Regions from separate parts of the Homo sapiens genome. Here region 2 is linked to region 1. A link is a loop called in an ENCODE intact Hi-C map of the cell type or tissue named here. Cell type or tissue: endothelial cell of umbilical vein. All regions are shown on one strand. Links, peaks and the distances in the headings refer to the core of each region. The heading gives the core; the rest is flanking DNA.

Evidence for each region. Hi-C counts contacts between places; a loop is a spot of excess contacts. Peaks named below come from ENCODE experiments on the same cell type or tissue, not always from the same donor. Only the 100,000 strongest peaks of a DNase experiment are listed, where the experiment ranks them.
Region 2: a loop joins it to region 1, with 7 times the contacts of the local background. A loop is called at or near these places in 12 of 110 quality-filtered maps.

The regions. Positions count from the first base shown.
Region 1 is chr15:100,108,773-100,114,150 of GRCh38, forward strand. ADAMTS17 (ADAM metallopeptidase with thrombospondin type 1 motif 17) reads right to left here. Exons shown (of 22, transcript NM_139057.4): 14 at 217-344. Among named protein-coding and RNA genes, the nearest start is that of ADAMTS17, 230 kb to the right of the region's middle. RefSeq lists enhancers at 1-635, 2,189-3,388. In endothelial cell of umbilical vein, for the core only: no CTCF peak of the experiment used is centred there; DNase peaks (open chromatin) are centred at 2,549 and 3,129; H3K27ac peaks cover 1,000 bases.
Region 2 is chr15:100,040,451-100,045,828 of GRCh38, forward strand. The region is part of intron 18 of ADAMTS17 (ADAM metallopeptidase with thrombospondin type 1 motif 17); the gene reads right to left. Among named protein-coding and RNA genes, the nearest start is that of ADAMTS17, 300 kb to the right of the region's middle. In endothelial cell of umbilical vein, for the core only: no CTCF peak of the experiment used is centred there; a DNase peak (open chromatin) is centred at 2,761; H3K27ac peaks cover 1,667 bases.

The DNA of each region.
Region 1 (5,378 bases), core at 84-5,083:
ACCTCCACTCCTTGTTGGCCTAGCACTCAGTCATTACTGAGCTAGGGTTGGTGCACCAGGCAACACTGGCGGCAGGAGGCGGCATCACTGGGTGCCTTCCTAAGAAAATCCACTCCCCTAGGCCTCCTGAGACCTCTGCTCTACCCCACTCCCTGTCTGGGGAGAGTGAGTCTCCTCTCCAAAGCCCCACCAAGGACCGAAGGAGAAGTACGTCACCTGGCACTTGCCGTGCACGCAGAGATCAGTCTCGTAGGGCCCGCAGGGTGTACCGTCCAGGACCCTGTCGGCCACCAGCAGTGGGGACTCCTTCCCGAGGGGCGAGCAGTAGAGTTCACATGGCTTATCTGAGGAGGGAAAGGTTGGAGGACGTTGACACGGGAAGGTGTGCGTGGGCCATGCAGGGCACAGGTACATGTGGGCAGAGGGAAACCCTGAGGAAGAGAGGTCCGCACAGGTCAGTAAAGGTGCATGAGCTCAGGTACGCGCTCCAGGAAGCGGAAAAAGACCCACAGCCACAGGGGAAGACAGTGCAGGACTGAGCTCTGTGGGGATGCCTTCTCTCATCTCTCTATCCTTTGCAATGATACAGGAAGTTTCCTTTTCCTTAAGGCATCAACTATACCCGGTGAACAAAGGAAGAGTTGTGTGCTAATCTCTACGTTGAATACACATCAAGGGGGAGCTGGAGCCACTCTTATAGCGAGGGTGTGAAGGGAGGGGGAGGGGAAGGGGAACGAGAATGCCTCTGAGTGAGGGCAGCGGCCCCAAGGGTCACCATGACAGTAGCTTTGGTAAGAGCTTCAGTGCTCCCCTAGCTGCTGGGTGACAGTCGAGCTGTGCTTTGGGGTACGGAGATCCCAGAAGAAACTGAGTGGGAGTAAGGTACAAAGGGGACATGTGCGCCGCTAGGACAACTTATAAGAGCCGCATGTGCACCCAGGCAGGATGGAAACCTGGGTTTCCCCTACTCCTAAAAACACATGACCTCCCAGAACGCGCCCAGCTCCCCAGCCTTTGCCCGGTGTGCGCTCTCTGCCTGGAAATCCCTCGCAGCACTTTGCCTTCTACTGCCCTGGAAGCTTCCACCCTGCAGCTCTTCCCTCACGCCAGCTCTGAGGTGGGGCAGGAGCAGCATCTCCACATGCACTGTGCACACACCTCCATTAAAGCAACAGCATCTGCCTGTTGTCCTAGAATTGTTTGGGCACCTCCCATATCTGAAGGGATTTATTATAAGGCAGGTCCCATCGCTAAAAGAGTGTGAAAGGGATGACTTTTATTCATCTTCAGATTGAAGTAATGCTGGGTCTGTGAACTCTTAGAGGGCAGGGGACTTAAGCTTTCATTTTTTTGTCCCCACAGTGGGCCCAGGACCTGGCTCACAGAAAGACTCAGTATATATATATATATTTATATACTGATATATATATATCAGTATATATATATTTTTATATATTTATATAAATATATATATATATAAATACATATATACATATATATATATTTTTTTGAGACAGAGTCTCACTCTGTTGCCCAGGCTAGAGTGCAGTGGCGCGATCTCAGCTCAATGCAAACTCCGCCTCCCAGGTTCATGCCATTCTCCTGCCTCAGCCTCCCGAGTAGCTGGGACTACAGGCACCCGCCACCATGCCTGGCTAATTTTTTGTATTTTCAGTAGAGACACCGTTTCACCGTGTTAGCCAGGGTGGTCTCGATCTCCTGACCTCGTGACTTGCCTGCCTCGGCCTCCCAAAGTGCTGGGATTATAGAAGTGAGCCACCGCGCCCCGCAAGACTCAGTATATATTTTTGAACAAACAGGTTGAATAGATTTTGTTCTTCTGTAAGTAATTGAGCAAGAGGAATGCATTTTTCTCCTCTCTCTCTCTGTCACCTCACCCTAATGCCATCTATGTGGTTACTTTGCACAGGGCGAGAGTCAAAGACCTTCATCCTCCTTGCTGCTCTTTGTCTTCTCCACCAGGCCTCCTCAGTGGGTCCTTCTGGTGGCCCCGGGCCAGCAAGAGCAGGGACAGAGAGAGGCTTCTGAGCCGACCTGGCCTCGGACGACCTTGGCATCCCACCTGCAGAGTTCCTGTCAGAGCAGACGTGCTGTCTCGTGACTGGAGGACTAAACCACCCCTGTGTTCAGTCACCTTCCAGGCCTCCTGTCCCACGAAGTCTGCTTCTCACCAGGCTCCACAGGAAATCTTGTCTTACAGCGCTGGAAAGAAGCTCCAGGAGTGTGCTGGAAATGCTTCCCTCAGTTCTTCCGGTTAGCTGTGGGGGTAAACATCTGCCCACGAGAAGACTGGAGATCTGAAGCCTCCCAGGTAAGGGGAGTAATGATGCCTCACCATGCATCCATTCACCAAGCAGGGACTGACCCCTCCCTCACACAAGGCACTCTGGGGGGCACTTCCGGGGAAAGACAGACACGTGATGTTTGCTTCTGAAGGCCCCAGTGGGCTCATGGACAAGTGTACAGCAAACCCAGGGTGAGGCCACATGTTTCAGGTCTGATGGGAGCTGTCGGAGGGCTGGGTGCAGCCTGGAAGGAATGACTCATTTCCCGTGCTGGCAGGCTAGGGGCAGCTGTCCTTCCACTTGCAGGGAAGGACCTCAGGAGGTGGCTGGTGGAAGGAGAACTCTGGAAGATGGAGACATATACTGAGATTAGCTCGAGGGAGCTTGCTTGACAGGGTCACTGAGGTACCCTCTGGAGCCCTGAGGTTCCCCAAGCATCTTGTGGAGCTGGTGGGAGAAATACAGCAACACAGCCCCCAGCGTGGAGTCTACTCCACACACTGGGCTGCCTCTACTGTTTCGTTGAAAGCAAGGGTCCCTTGGCTGAAGTGGTTTGAAACTGGATTTTAATTACCTTTAGACTGAAATGTTGACTCAGTACTGGGAGTAATTGAGCTTTGAGGTGATTTGCTCAACAGCTGCAGTAGTAAGGATGATGAAATCATAAACGATATTTACTACTACTGTGTTCCAGGCAGCATGCTAAGTAGTTATCTATTCGTTTCAGGTGGGTGCTGTCACTGTTCCATTATACAGACATGCATACAGGGCTCACAGGAAGTGCTCGACTGTCTTCAGTTGGCAGGGTCACGCCCCGCCTCTTGGCTCCAGCCTGCTTCTTTTTCCATCATCGCAATTTCCTCTCTAAACTGAGAACTCCTAGGGCCAAAATTACCAAGAGCAAAGTGGCATTGCTAAAAACAAACCACCAGTTTCATGCATGTTTCTGGCTTCCGAGTGTATCCTCTGATTCGAGTAGAAGTGGAAGTGGGACTTGGGTAGAAAAGCAGAGGCTGTTTTGAGGCAAGTTAGAAAGGCCAGACTTCAAAGGGATGAAGGCTGTTTATCTGGACTCTTTAGGGTGAGCAGAGAAATGCGGACTCTGCAAAGCAGGAAGGCCAACCTCAGCTGGAGGGATGCTGGCCACGAGCCTTGCACGAAGGAACGCTCAGCTCCACCTGCATGCAGCTCTCACCTGCAGACACTGCCCTCCACAGCTTGGACAGCTGGGGACACTCAGGCTCCAGAACAGAGTCTAGAGGTGGGGCTTCCCTTCCCTGCTCAGCCAGAACTCTCCATTTGTCCGTCTCCCCTTTGAGGCCTCTGCTTGGAATTCAGGGCACCCACATCTCTAGCAAACTATATGGCATGATCTCCCAAAGGATAAGGTTTTTAAAATGTGAGGAGGAGGCTCAGAATCCCTCAAAATTCTCTATTTCCCTCCAGGTTGCCTTAGGTGGGAGATTAATCTCCAGGAACAAGACCCCAGTAAATAACATGAGGTGGTGGGATTCAGCTTTGCACCCAGCATCAACACTCTTACATCCCCAACAGCACAGAAGATCACATTTTCTTAAAAGTTATACAACCACACACTTGAAGGAAGGAAGCTTGGAACGTGCCACCTGCATGGCTGGTGTGTGCTGAGATGGAATTCTGACTGAAGCTGCAAAGCCTGGGGCCGGTCTGGCTTCTTGCTGGCCTGCCTGGCATCAGGACTTCTGCTTGGCTGGAGGTGGTCACAGGCAGGGCAGGGAAGATGGGCTCAGAAGCTTGGGAACCACGTGGTCACATGTGCCCGCTGGAGGTTTGGAACATTCCTCTGCAGTGAAGAAGACACTCGTGGCTCTCAGCAGTCTCTCTGCTCTCTCTCTAGGCCAGCAGTTAGAAGGTCTTAGTATGGTGGGGACATTGCTTTGAGTTCATCACAGCACTCATCCAAGTTCTCCCTGGTCCTCTGTGGGGGACACATGCTGACGAGGCTACTCAGACTCCTGTTCCCAAAGCTGCCCAACCCGGCCCCCTCATCAGTCCCCGGCGGACAGGCCTCTGCGGATTTTACCAGCAGTGAGCACCTGCCCATAGCTGGCCCATTCCTCGTCTCTTTCCTGGGAACTCGGTACTGAAATTCAGATGCAGAGAGGTCATGTCTGCTCGTGGTTGACGGATCCCAAAGAAGGCTACACTCCCTTATATGTAATTCAGAAATTCAAAAAGCTCTGAAAACTCTAAGTGTTCTCTTCCATTTGTGGCAAACACATTTGGCAGCAAAACCAGCCTGGACTGATGTGAGCTCTAGGTAGTGTCAGTATCCCCCTTAATGAGGTCACCTGGTGGACAGACCCACGTGACTGACTATGGGGTGCTCTCCTGGAGCCCACTAGCAATACAAATATTTGGTTGATGCACTGTCATTACCTTTTGAACACATAAAATGCTCTGAAGCTTGAACTGTATGTGGCCCAAAAGGATCTGGGTAAAGGATGTGGATTTACATAAGAGGTGCCGTGGGCTACCCTACCAGCTTCCACACGGACAAGTTCTGAGAAAGCCAGTCTGCAGTGGGTGCACGGGGTTGTGACTACCAAATGCAAGCTTCGGAGACCACAGAGCTAAGGTCCTGACATCTTCAGCTTTGCAACAGCTTCCCTCCTTTTCATTAAGCGGCCCCAGCTGGCTTGGCGGAGCTGTCGTCAGAGAGTCCTAACCATCACGCCCCTCATCCCCACGGAGGCTCAGACCTGGGGGGTTCTGCCGTGCCAGGCAGGAGGCGCTGGGAACGCACAGCCACGTCCAGACGCAGCCTTTGCCAAGCTCTCCGACACTTCAGTGGGCCCATGGCCTGCTGGCCTGGGCAAGGAGGACTGAACTCTTGAAGGTTTCCACTTCAATGAGATTCCATGAGAAAAGCAGAAATGGGGTGGGTTTGGCAGTGGGCCATCTCAATGGGTTTCTGTCTAAAGGCTTTTCCATTTAGAAATATTTTCTAAGGAGGATCTTTGTCTTCTTTTGGAGGTGGGATGGATTTGTGGTCCTGAATCCTCCCTTGGAAAATCTACCTCTGCAAGAATT
Region 2 (5,378 bases), core at 121-5,120, 68 kb before region 1:
CTTTCTTGTAACTGTGACATAAAAAGTCAAATGGAAACATCAAGTGCTTGATGGTTTTCATATTTTATTACTCAGAAAAATCAGGAAGAGAGAAGGATCTCTTTTGATGGGTTGCAGAGCCTACATGCAAAGCATTTCCCAACAGGAGAAATCCTGTCACCTGTGAACCTGGTACCAGGGCATTCTCTCATCCTCTGTAATGATCAAACGAAGGGATGGTCAAATGACCAAAAAAAAAAAAAAACCTCTGAAAATGCTTTCTTGTCCTCCATCTTGAATGTTTCTTAATTTAGATAAATAAGGTAAGGCTTTAAAACTTAACATTTAATTTAAAGACAGGTGACATCCTGAAATTTGTGTCAGAAAAAGTTCCAGCATCTTGGCAATCTAAATTTCTCCTCCCCACTCACATACCATCAACAAGGCATGTAATACACCACAGGTATTAGTCACAATTAGATTTACCTATTTTATTTTAGAAAAAGACAGGAAAGAAAATGTTTATGTTTCAGACTAGCAAGAAATTGATTAAAAAACCATATCTTTTCAGATTGTGGCAATAGCTAAAGATCCACGTATTCCAGGCTTCATTCTTAAGTCATGGTCTCTCTCTCTGTCTCTCATACATGCACGCGTGCACACACACAAAATATGCTTTAATAAAAAGGGATTCCATTCCATTTTAACCCCAAATAAGGCCAGCCTGATTAAGATAATTGAGGAAGGAGAACACATTTAAAAACCAAATACGCTTCCTTGCAAATGACTATTCAATTCAATTGCCAGTAAGATGTTGAATGTTCTTTTCTGAATCACTCTAATTCAATGTACAGTACAGCATGTACTGCCTGGGAAGAAGTTCAAATCATAAATACCATAGGGAAATATCTAATAACTTGGAATGGCCTTTTTCAAGTGGCTAATAAGCTCTTAAAGACTGCAAAAATGTTAAATCTGGTAAAGCACAAGGTCTGTGCTCCGGGACGTGTCCACTTCATTGGCAGCCCCTGCCTCCTTGCTCCAGGACCACCTGAGGCTGGGTCTCAAGGGTCTCGTCACACAGTACTGCTCTTTGGATGCTGAATGATGGGGAGGCCTCTTCCCTGCAGACTGTGGTTAGCAAGGTGAAGGCTGCTGGCCATGGCCATAACAGCTGGGCTGATCTGTGATTTCTGCCATGCCTGCCAATGTCAGGGTCAGGTTTGTCAATGTTTTTGTGTTGGTGTGTGAGATGCTGGGGAGACGCCATCTGCCATGCGTGTCAGACTCCAGATTCCATATGGTTACAGCAGGGTTTGGGAGAAGTATCCACAGAGCTAGGATTAGAATAAAGTGGTGCTAATGGTGTGCAGTTGGGAAGGCAAAGGAAACTGTCAGGAACTCAATGGAAAAAGGGTTGAAGAAAATTAAAGGGAGATCAGGAGAAATAAAGGAAAGTATAAAGGAAAAAGACAAACATCTCTGCCACTTTAAAGGTCAAAGAGTAACAATAACATAGAAAGGCTCTTTCACCTTGCCAGGTTCAACAGTGGGTTGCATTCTGGCTTCTTTAATAAAGTTCACACCATGGGATTCTTGGGCGCTTCTTCCAGGTTCCAGGCTCTGTCCTCCACTCATGCCACCCCATCTGAAACAGCCATTTGTAATCCAGACCCTCCACATCTCCACCTTACCCTGTTGCCCAGGTGCAGTTTTTACTTGTGTGTCCAATCTCCCCGATTTTCTGGCACTCATTTCCTAAGGTCAGGTTTTCTACTTTTCTTCACTTACTAGCATGAATCCATGTAACCATAGGTTCTTATGAAAGACTCATGACAACTAGATCGTGCCATGCAATAATTCAAATTTTGTTGTCCAAATATTTGTGTGTGTATAATAGCTGTACAGAAGTCCTCCCTTATCTGTGGCAGATATGTTCTAAGACCCCCAGTGGATGCTTGAAAATAAGGCTAGTACTGAACCCTGTATATACTATGCACAGATTTCTTTCTTCTTTTTCTTCACAATTTCATGGGTAGAAGATTCATTTACTGTAGATCTGAGCAACCTCAGCATACATTTGTTTTTCTTTCCTTATTAAGTTGAAGACGTTTACCTTTTCACTTACAGGATGCATTTTATAGCTTCTTTTTAGTACATCTGAGTTGCCATCATCACCACTCTTGTGCTTTGAGACCAATATTAAGTAAAACGCAAGAACTACGACACCCTACAGTTGATCTAACTGAGATGGCTACTGAGTGACAACCAGCAGGGAGCAGAGACACTGTGGATCCCCTGGACAAGGGGATGATTCACGTCCTGGGCAGGACAGAGCGGGATGGTGTGAGATTTCATGACACTACTCAGAACAGCAAGCAACTTAAAACTGATGAACTGTTTCAGAAATTTTCCTTTTAATATTTTTGGGCAATGGTTGACCACGGGTAACTGAAACCACAGAAAGTGAAACTGCAAATAAGTGGGAACTACTGTACATAATACATATATATATGTATATGGTGCATGTAGATACATTTACATGTGTGTATGTATATATGTATGTGTATGTATGTACGCACGGATCTATCTTGTTAGGAATTGCAAGAGCTTCAAAATCTATTATCAGATCATACATTTCTTTAGCCAAACAATAAATCCTCTTTGATGAGTCATGGCACTCGCATATCCAGTTTAAGAAAAAGTACAAGGTCAGATGGTTCAGAATAAACAAATCAACAAATGAGCAAACAAAACCAGCCTGGGGCAGGGAGCCAGGCACTTGCTGTCTACAGTCTCTAAGGCAGATCTTAGGTGCTATTTTCTCCTGTTTTTCAATTTCATTTTCTTCTCTGCTCTAAGTAATTCCACTCATTCTTTAAGTCTGATTCACATGATTTTACAGTCAGGAAGGGAGTGTAAGGAAGTGGGAAAGAGAAGTGGTGGGGAGGCAGAAATCGAATATTTATCAAGTTACACAATAAAAAGAAATTCAGAATTCTAACACGTCCTCCTTTGTATAATAAGAAAATACATTCCCTGAGCTAATACCTGCAGAGCTCTGGCTCATGCTGAGAGCGTGGTGCCAATATCTCAGTGGGCAAAACGGGAGTAAGCAATAATCCAAAACACAGGCCAGCAAACTCTTACGTGTGGGCTATGTCTGGCCTGCGGGGTTATTTTTGGACAACCCAAGGGCGAATAACAAATTTTACATGTTTTAAAGGATTATGACTCAAAATACAGAAAAAAATATGCCAGAGACCACATGTGGCCTGCGAAGGCAAAAATATTTATTCTCTAGACCTATACAGATGAAGTTTGCTGACCCCTGTTCTACGGAGATACTAAGAACTTGCTTCTGAAATTGCTTTTAGTCTGAAGTGTATTTGGCTTGAACTTGGCTCAAACGTGGCAACACGGCAGGACTGTGGTCCATCAAGCCAGAATGACTCTGAACTTTCTGTAGCAATACACACACTTGATGTTATCTATCGTAGGCTTAGCACAGCTCTGTGGCACTCATTAATAGAGTCTGCACTCATGTTTGTTTATGTCACTTTGTTTTGTAGGTGTTTTCCTACATGATCTTCTGGTTTCAGTTTTGCAGTGCAGCATGGTTCTCTCTTAGAAGATACATGGGAGGCAAAATCACGAACTTGATATACTTGCCCACTTGTTGCAATGATCAGAGGGCTCTGTTATGGCACTTTGAATTAATCTGGAATCTAGTTGAAACATGAAGATGTGATCTGATTACCTCTCATCTGTCTTTCACAAACCTGGGAAATTTTTGATCACTGTTTCTTAAATGATTATTTTCTGCTCCATTTTCTCTCTCCTCTCCTTCTGTGACTCCAATTACCCTTATGCTAGAATGCTTGATACTATCCCACAGGTAACTGAGTCTTGCTCATTGTCAACAATTTTTTCCTTCCCATTTTCTAGACTGAATAATGTCTAATCCTCTATCTTCAAGTTCAGTAATCTTTCATCATCTTACTCTGTTGTTAGACCCATGGAGTGAATTTTTAAAATTTCAGATATTGTATTTATTTTTTAGTCCTAAAACTGTGTTTTTGTAGAGTATATCTTTGTTGCTTCTAAGATCTCCTATATGTTCCATGACCATGAGCATAGCTTTTCTTACGTTTCTGAGCATAGTTACAATAGCTGCTTTAACATTCTTTTCTTCTAATTCCAACATACATGTCATCTTCCAGTCAGTCTCCATTAATGGCCTTCTCTTTTGAGTATGGATCTGTTTCCCTATATGACTAGTAATTTTGGATTGTACCTGGAACACTGTGAATGATACACTAATCAACAGCAGCACTGCTCAACAGAAAGAAGATGAGAACTGGATATATAATTTGGATTTTTTTTTTTTTTTTTTGAGACGGAGTCTGGCTTAATCACCCAGGCTGGAGTACAGTGGCGTGATCTCAGCTCACTGCAACCTCTGTATCCCAGGTTCAAGCAATTCTTCTGCCTCAGCCTCCTGAGTAGTTGGGACTACAGGTGCACGCCACCATGCCTGGCTAATTTTTGTATTTTTAGTAGAGATGGGGTTTCATCATGTTGGCCAGGCTGGTCTTGAAATCTTGACCTCAGTGATCTGCCTGCCTTGGCCTCCCAAAGTGGTGGGATTACAGGTATGAGCCACCATGCCCAGCCTGTTAATTTGGATTTTTTTAGAAGCCACATTAAAATAACCTCAAATTTAATTTTAGTAATATATTTTGTTTGTCCTAATGCATCCCAAATATAATCATTTGGGACGATTATAATCAAAGTAATCACGTTAAAAATTAAGATATTTTATAATCTTAAATATTTTATAAAATAATTGAGACTTATAATCTCTTTTCATACTAAATCTTTGAAACCTCATGTATATTTTATATTTATAGCAGATTTCAATTTGGAGTGGCTAGTGACCACCATATTGAACTATGCAGCTCTAGAGTTTCATTTTAGAAGAATATTGAATTTTTGTTTTAGTAGGCAGCTAATTTGGCTGGAATAAAACTCCAGGCACTGTCTCTCTTGTGGTGGGCAGCAGCTACAGTCTCAGTTCAGGTCTTCTAGCTTTAGCTGTGCTATGTGGAGTCTGGCCGGCCTGTCTTATTCTTAGATTTGGCCCTAGTCTCTAAGAATTCCCAGAGATTCTTGAGATATATGCAGAATTTGGGAGTCACTCTCTGTGGCTCCCTCCTTTCTGGAGTTTTTCCTTCTCAGTTTCCAGCTGCTATGGGTTTCCCTGAATATTCTCCTCTGATGGCTTAACCAGTAAAAGATGGCGGGTAACTATCAGAGTTTTAGCTAGTCTCAATGCAACTAGGGCCTTCCTTTGGTTGAAGAGCTGTCAACATGGGTAATTCAATTCCATGCCATTC